Regions from separate parts of the Homo sapiens genome. Here region 2 is linked to region 1. The links are chromatin contacts, found by Hi-C or POLR2A ChIA-PET in ENCODE. All regions are on one chromosome and are shown on one strand. The core of a region is the stretch at or near the end of the contact, and the rest is flanking DNA. Distances in the headings are between cores, read along the strand shown.

What was found. Hi-C counts contacts between places; a loop is a spot of excess contacts on that map. ChIA-PET counts read pairs that join two places held with the same protein, here RNA polymerase II (POLR2A). Pooled maps may share reads with other maps.
Region 2: a pooled map shows a loop between it and region 1 (4-fold over the local background). The contact joins the promoter of SRSF6 here to the promoter of LPIN3 in region 1. A Hi-C loop is called at or near these places in 3 of 50 pooled maps. POLR2A ChIA-PET finds 5 or more read pairs at or near these places in 4 of 52 experiments (A549, Caco-2, HCT116 and 1 more).

The regions. Positions count from the first base shown.
Region 1 is chr20:41,339,515-41,343,214 of GRCh38, reverse strand. LPIN3 (lipin 3) reads right to left here and starts at 2,394. Exons shown (of 20, transcript NM_022896.3): 1 at 2,213-2,394. RefSeq lists a silencer at 2,413-2,572 and an enhancer at 2,733-2,782.
Region 2 is chr20:43,455,277-43,459,262 of GRCh38, reverse strand. SRSF6 (serine and arginine rich splicing factor 6) reads right to left here and starts at 1,367. Exons shown (of 6, transcript NM_006275.6): 1 at 1,123-1,367; 2 at 754-902. The coding sequence starts at 1,229. RefSeq lists silencers at 581-840, 851-950 and enhancers at 1,091-1,190, 622-1,569, 1,491-1,650, 1,711-2,030.

The sequences.
Region 1 (3,700 bases), core at 1,145-3,644:
TGCCCTATTAAGCCCTAGTGCAGTTTCTCAGCTTCAGCATTACTGTCCTTTGGGGCCAGATAATTCTTTGCTGGGGGGTGGGTGGGTGCACTGTAGGATATTCAGCAGCATCCCTGGTCTCTGCCCATTAGATGCCAGTAGCACTTCATCCCCCGCAGCTCCAGGTTGTGACAGCCAAATTGTCTTCAGACATTTTTAAATGTCTCCTGGGGGACAAAATTGCCCCCAGCTGAGAACCACGATCTAGTAGAAAGGGCCGAATAGCAGAGATGGCACCCGGGGTCCTACTCGGATCCAGCCCTGGAGTATTCTCAGGCAAGTAACTGGCTGGCCTCAGTTTCCCCTTCTGTGAACCAAGGCCTCAGTTTTTTAGACCCATCTCCCTCAGATCTAATGTCACGGGAGTCCAGAATTCTCTCCTCTCTCTGTTCCCCCCACTTCACCAATGGATGTCCCCCACATCTGCCTGCTCGGCATTTTGGGGGCCTTCTGTGAGCCCCCCACATCTGCCTGCTCAGCATTTTGGGGGCTTCCAGTGAGCCCCCCCACATCTGCCTGCTCAGCATTTTGGGGGCCTTCTGTGAGCCCGCCTCTGTCTTCACCTATCCCTTAGGCACCCCCTTTTCCCAGGACCCAGCTCTACCTCCTTGTTCTTTTCCAGACAGAGGAGAGCTCTGCTTGGCTCCCCTCTATCACCCTCCACCCACAAACTAACATGTCTAAAATCAGCCACTTCACTCCTCACACCTTCCCAGGAAGCCGAATACCCCTTAGGACTAGTCACTACCCCTCTCTCCCTCCCTAGCCCTCTGAATCTTCTCCCCCAATTTCCTGCTCATCCAGCCCCTCCTTTCTCCAGCTGTCCTAGGTTAAGACTTTATAACCAGATGCCCAGATCACGGGTGGCCACAGGACATTAGGAGAAAAGGCACCAGATTATCTGGGTGCTGATCCCCACTCCGCCATTTGCTAGCTGTGACCATGGGCAAGTGACTTCATCTCTCTGACCCTCAGTCTCAGCCTCCAAAATGGGAATAACATCAGGCACGTGTGAGTAACTAATGACTTTGTGTAAAGCCCTGGAATGCAATAAAAACCTGTATGTACACCTATCAGCAGCAGCATCATGACAGCCCCACTCATGCAGGCTGGTCCTGTGGGCACTGCAGGTCATACTCTGATGAACTGCCCCTGCCAGCAGTTGAGAGTTTGGACTTCTTTTATTTATTTATTTTTTTGAGATGGAGTCTTGCCCTGTCACCCAGACTGGAGTGCGGTGGCATGATTTTGGCTCACTGCAAGCTCCGCCTGCTGGGTTCAAGCAATTCTCCTGCCTCAGCCTCCCGAGTAGCTGGGACTACAGGCGTGTGCCACCACACCCGGCTAATTTTTTGTATTTTTAGTGGAGACGGGGTTTCACCGTGTTAGGATGGTCTCGATCTCCTGACCTCATGATCCACCCGCCTCAGTCTCCAAAGTGCTGGGATTACAGGCGTGAGCCACCGCGCCCAGCGGAGTTTGGACTTCTTAACTTGGCACTCAAGGCCATGCACAATGGTGGCACCACTATTTGCAAAACGAGCATGTGCACTCCACGTAGGCCTCACACCCCACCTTGGGGATGTTCACAGGCCTTCCAGGCTAGACTACAACTCTAGCACAGGGAAGCCAGAGCAAGCTGCCCTAGGACTAGGCTCTCAGCCCTCGGGGCTCCCAGGTTTGGGTGGATGAAGGGTGTGGCTCTCCACCGAGGACCAGAGGGAGCAGGAGAGTAAGCACTCCTAGTGCCCCAGTAGAGAGAAAGCGCCACCCCAGCCCCCAGCAGCTACAGCATCTGATCTGCCCAGTCTCAGGGCAAGCAGGGCAAGGGCCAGTCACTGTTTTGCAACTGAGGACACTGGGTACCAGAGAAAGTGGCTGTCCTCCTCAAGGTCACACAGTCAGGCTGGGGTAAAGCTGGGCCAGCCTCCCCTGGGAGGTTTCGACGTCTCCTCTCCAGACTCTACGTTCTGGGTGTCCAGGGGGCCTGCAGCCGCTGGGCCAGGGAAAAAGGGACAAAATGAGGCCAGTCCCTCCACCCCTGCGTCCCCATCTTACAGCTAGGGGTGGACCCAGGCCCGCGGACAGGAAGGAAGGAATGTAGGATGGCAGGACAGATGGGCAGGGCGGGAGGGGAGAGGGTCATCTCTTCTCCCCCCGAGTTGGGCCCTACCTGGGGAGCTGCCCACTGGAGCTCCTGGACTCAGAGCCGCCGCCTCTACCTACGTGCACAGGCTCCACAGGTGAGTGTCTTCGGCCCTCAGTCACTTGGCGCTTCCGGGTCCTCTAAGACAGGGTGAGAGCACGGCTCCACTCCTTCTACGATCCTAGTGCGGCCTCCACAGGCCCCAATCTGCCCAGGCTCCACTCCCTGGAAAGACCCCGCCCCTGCTCCGATCCCCGCCCAGGGCGCCCTTTGGCCTCGGAGGCGGGGGCGGGGCCAGACTTCATGCCCCGCCCACCAGACCCCGCCCCAAGTCCCTGTGCCACCGCCTGCCCCACCTCCAGAAAAGTGTGGATTTCGGAACGGGGCGGACCTAGCTCCTCCCAGATTTGCTTCCAGCTTGCTGTGTGATCTTGGGTGAATTCCTTCCTCAATTTGATCCCATTTCCTGTTTTGTCAAGGGGGAAAGCCGCCTTGCAGGATTTTAGAGATGACATGAAATGACTTTGCGCGGCTCCTGGCGCTCAAACGTCCCCTCCTGGGGGCAGCTTTTCCTGAACCCACCCGTATCTCCCAGACTGGACAGGCCCCTCGCGTCATCTGTTCGCATAGCCCACAGTTGTAATTTCATATTTGCTTGAATGACTACTTGATTAATGTATATCTCTTCATTTAAATTTGAACTCTGAGAGCAGGTCACGTACATCCTTACACTCCAGCGCTTATCAGTACCTCGCCTGACAAACAGCAGGCGCTCCATAAATGCCCGCACCTTCATTCCATCCCTGGGACGTTCTGGTCGAGCGGCAGCGGGCTCAATACTGACACTGGCCAGCAGGGGGCAGGCGGTGATCAGCCTTCTGGCCCAGCCGCGCTCCCTCCCTGTCTGCAGGCACTGCGGGAGGGGACAGGTGAGCCCAGGTGCGCCGAGGCACGCGGAAGGTGCATTTACTCTCGTGCCTTGGGCAAGGCCCGGGCCGGGAACGGCTTTTTCCTCTTGGATCTGTGGCTCGCGGCTTTCCTGGACCAAAGACCTTTCCGACGCCCTATGGCCCCTGCAAAGAAGCTGCCCTGAGAAGGGCCTGGAGATGAAGTAATTTGTTCTAAAAGAGAGAGGGCACCGAGGAAAGGCTTGGCGGAGCAGCAACGGCGACGAGCCAGGCTTAGAAACGACTGGGCGGTGAGGAGGAGAGGTAGCTGCCATTATTCTGACTCAGGGTGACAGAACCTGTTTGGAAGTGACTGGCCTCAGTTGTCCTCATTTTGGCAGAAGTCATTTAGTATCAGTCCTGATCCCAGGTAGTGTCTGGCTGCTATCTCAGAAGAGCCCTGTTGGGAGCAGAGCTATGTCAAGGTGGCCAGGAGGGCAGCGTCATACATACCATTTTCTGTAACATCAGGAAATCCCTGAAGGGAGCCCGAGAAGGAAGGAAGGAGAGGTCACAGGTTGGGGCTACAGATGCCGAAATCAATTTACCTCTTTGAGCCTCAATTTCA
Region 2 (3,986 bases), core at 118-2,617, 2.1 Mb before region 1:
CAGCCAAAGGGTCATAGGGCAAGGGTCACACAATGTATGGAAAAGCCAAGGCCAATCAGGAAAGGCAGTCATCTTAGCCTCAGTGGACACAGCCTCAGCCCCATTGGTCACTTTCAAATTGAAACATCAAGGACTTGTTAAAAAGTTTGAATTCAACATGCAACAATTTAAACATCAAACATTTAACATAACCAAAAATCCCCCCAACCTCCTCCCAATAACATGCCCCAATTAGTTCAAATACAGCATAAAGCTTATTTAGATCTACTTTGTGGTACAATACCACATTACTTAAAAATAGTACATTCTTTGGCCCCCATCAAGTTCCATAGCTTTAAGACCTATACTTTATGCTCCTCCCCTTCCCCGTCCCCCGCGCCCCCTACCCCACCTCCACCCGAGCCTGCCCCCGAACCTCTAACTAATGCACTGATAGGTAAGTAAGGAGAATACAACAAATACAGCCACCCCTTACTTCCTCTGTGGGAAGAACCCGTGACAGTGCTGACAAGGGGCCAGAAGAAGCCACCCACCTCCCAACTTGGCAAATAAACAAAACCAAACACCCAAACCCAATCCCCGCGCTCCGGCGTCCCATGGCTGCCCCGGGCAGACGTGAAGGCAGCGGGGCTCGGGGACACCCAAGTCAAACGACCCCCGGCCCTCGCGCCTGCCCGGGCTGGGAGGCCCCACCCCACCCACCCCCGCCCCCAGGGTCCCCAAGGGCGCGGAGCGCGCGGGGGTGGGACTCACTGCGGCTTCCGTAGCTGTAGCCGTCGCGATCGCGACGCGGGCCCCGGGCGTGCTCTACGATCACGCGCTCGCCGCAGAGCTCCTTGCCGTTCAGCTCGTAAACGGCGTCGTCGGCGTCGCGGGAGTCCTCGAACTCCACGAAGCCGTACCTAGGGGCGGTGCGAGGGCCGGACAACCGCGGGGGAGTCGTTAGCCAGGACGCGCACGTGCGCGCGCCCGTACCCCACCGCGCGCCCCCGCGACGCCGCGCCGTCGCCATCTTTGAGGCCCTGCCACGCGGCGCCGCGGCCTTGGCCGCTTCTTTCCTTGGAGAGTTCCCGCCGCCACCAGGCCTGGGACGCTGGGCGCGGGCGCCCAGGCCCGACTCACCCATTTTTGAGGTCTACTTCGAGGAGGCGGCCATAGCCACTGAAAAAGCGCTGGATGTCCTTCTCCCGGACGTTGTAGCTCAGGCGTCCTATGTAGACGCGCGGCATGTCCGTGGCGGGCGGGGACCCAAGGGCTGGTTGTCGAACGGCGGACCGCAAGCCAGTAACCGCGGTGCGGGTGCGGGGACGGCAAGAGCCCGAACACGCGCCTCACACCACAGGGGCGGCCGAGTCCAGCCACACAATGGCGCGCGCGCGCGCCAGGCTTTCGCTATATGGGCGGCCGGTGGGGCGGGGCCTGGAGCGTGATGTCAGCGCGCAGCGGCACGTCCGTCCCGCGTCGTCCCTGGGCTAGATGGTGACTGGCGAGTCCGTTGCCCGCGACGTTTCGGTGTAGTGCGGTCTTGCTAGCTTCTAGGATTTTTCTCTAGCCCTCCCCACCGTCTTTGAAAACACAATGTCTCTAATCCAGCCGCAGAACTGCTTTCTAATTTGTACCTTTTATAAAACTGTGCGCGATCTCTTCGGGGTTGAAGCTCGGGAGGCGGGCTGAGCGAATCCCCGTTTTTCATTGGTTCTCGAGGTTATCATAATAGGTCGCCGCGGTCTCTGCTTGGTGGCTTAAAACGAGGCTGCGGATTTCTCCCAGCGATTGGTTGATGCTCGTTTTGATGGGGACCGCGGTCTCGGACCCAGTCGCTTGTCTTGTTTCGCAGAATCTGAGGATCGCGCGCCGAGGTCTTGCTGACCGGGCGGAGGTCGCGTTGCGAGCGCGCAGACCCGCCGACATCAGCCTCTCCGGGTCTCACTCGCAGCCTTCGCCTCCCCGGACGTTCCCCTCTCCCTCCATGGGTCTTTCTTGGAGCCCTGGCAGCTTGACTCACTTGTGGATTGGGCTATCCGTGGCAATCCTACGCTCACTGTAGGTGCTCAAAAGGGAGCGTGGACGAGACCCGGCAGCCCTCCCACAGCGACGAACGATTTTTTTTCTCCCGTGTATGGAAAGTCCTTTGTCCCAATACTATCATTTCCTCCACTGACTTGAAAGTGCCTTATTTTGTGAGTTTATCAATGGAGATGCTATTTAAAGCTGTAGAACCAGATTGAAAACCTCAAAGGAGTAAGTTTAAGTGGAGAGCGGAAGACCCAGGCCAACGCCTGGGGTACTCTGAAATTTAAGCGCAGGAAAGGAGACTGGGAGGAGTGACTAGCGAGGTAGGGAGAAGACCAGGAGAGTAGGTGTCACCGCCGAAGCTAAAAAAAAAAAAAAAAAAAAAAAGGGATATCACTGAGATAACACCAGCTCTTTAGATATTTATGTATTCCTGCTCTGTTTTGAGTGGTGCAACCTCAATATCCTTAAGCTTCGGGTTGAAAAAGGGGGGTTTTGTCCTCCTGGAGCTATTTGGAAGTCTAGAGGGAAACGTTGTTTGTCACGACTGGGGGAGGTAGAGGCCGTGCTTAAAGTTAGATAAATAAAAAATACGAGTCTGTAATCCCCACACCTTGGGAAGCTGAGGCAAGAGGATCTCTTGAGCCCAGGTGTTCGAGGCTGCAGTGAGCTATGATCATGCCACTGCACTCCAGCCTGGGTGACAAAGCAAGACTCCAACCTGCCTGAAGGAAAGAACAAAGCTTCCGCAGCGTGGAAGGGGACCCGAGCGGGTTGCCACTGCTGGCTGGACCGCCAGTTTTTAGTCCCTTATTTGGCCCTGCCTACATCCTGCTGATTGGTCCATTTTACAGAATGTTGATTGGTCCGTTTTTACAGAGTGCTGATTGGTGTGTTTACAAACCTTTAGCTAGACAGAGAGCACTGATTGGTGTGTTTTCAATCCTTTAGCTAGACGGGAAAGTTCTCCAAGTCCCCACCCAACCCAGAAGCCCAGCCGGCTTCACCTCTTCACCTCGGTAGGCAGAATAAGGGTTCCCCCTAAAGATGTCTATGTCCTAATCCTAATCCTAATCCCTGAAACCTGTGAAGATGTTACCTTGTATGTCAAAAGGGACTTTGCAGATCTGATTAAGTTGAGCATCTTGAGATGCAGAGATGCCCCGGGATTGTCCAGGTGGGCCCCATGTGATCATAAGGGTGATTACAAGAGGGGGACAGGAGAGCCACAGTCAGAGAAGCAGATGTGACAAAGGAGGCTGGGATTGGGGTCAGAGTGATTGGCTGTAAGAAAGTCACAACCGAAGTTAATGGCTTTGAAGATGGAGGAAGGAACCATAAGCCAAAGGGTGCCAGTAGCCTCTGGAAGCTGGAAGACACGAGGGAACAGATTCGCCCCAGAGCCTCCTGAAAGAACGCAGCCCAGGCCAGGCTCTGTGGCTCACACCTGTGCCATCTCGGCTCACTGCAACCTCCGCCTCCTGGGTTCAAGTGATTCTCCTGCCTCAGCCTCCCGAGTAGCTGGGATTACAGGCATGCACCACCACGCCCAGCTAATTTTGTATTTTTAGTAGAGACGGGGTTTCACCATGTTAGGCTGGTCTCGTTTCGAACTCCCAACCTGAGGTGATCCACCCGTCTCTGCCTCCCAAAGTGCTGGGATTATAGGCGTGAGCCATTGTGCCAAGCCCAACACCAGCTCTTTGGATATTTTTGTATTCCTGCTCTGTTTTGAGTGGTGCAACCTCAATATCCTTCCGCTTCGGGTTGAAAAGGGGGGGCGGGGTTTGCCCTCCTGGAGCTATTTGGCAGTCTGGAGGGAAACGTTGTTTGTCACGACTGGGGGAGATAGAGACCGTGCTTAAAGTCAGATAAAAAATATGATTCTGTAATCCCTGCACCTTGGGAAGCTGAGGCAGGAAGATCTCTTGAGCCCAGGAGTTCGAGGCTGCAGTAAGCTATGATCATGCCAC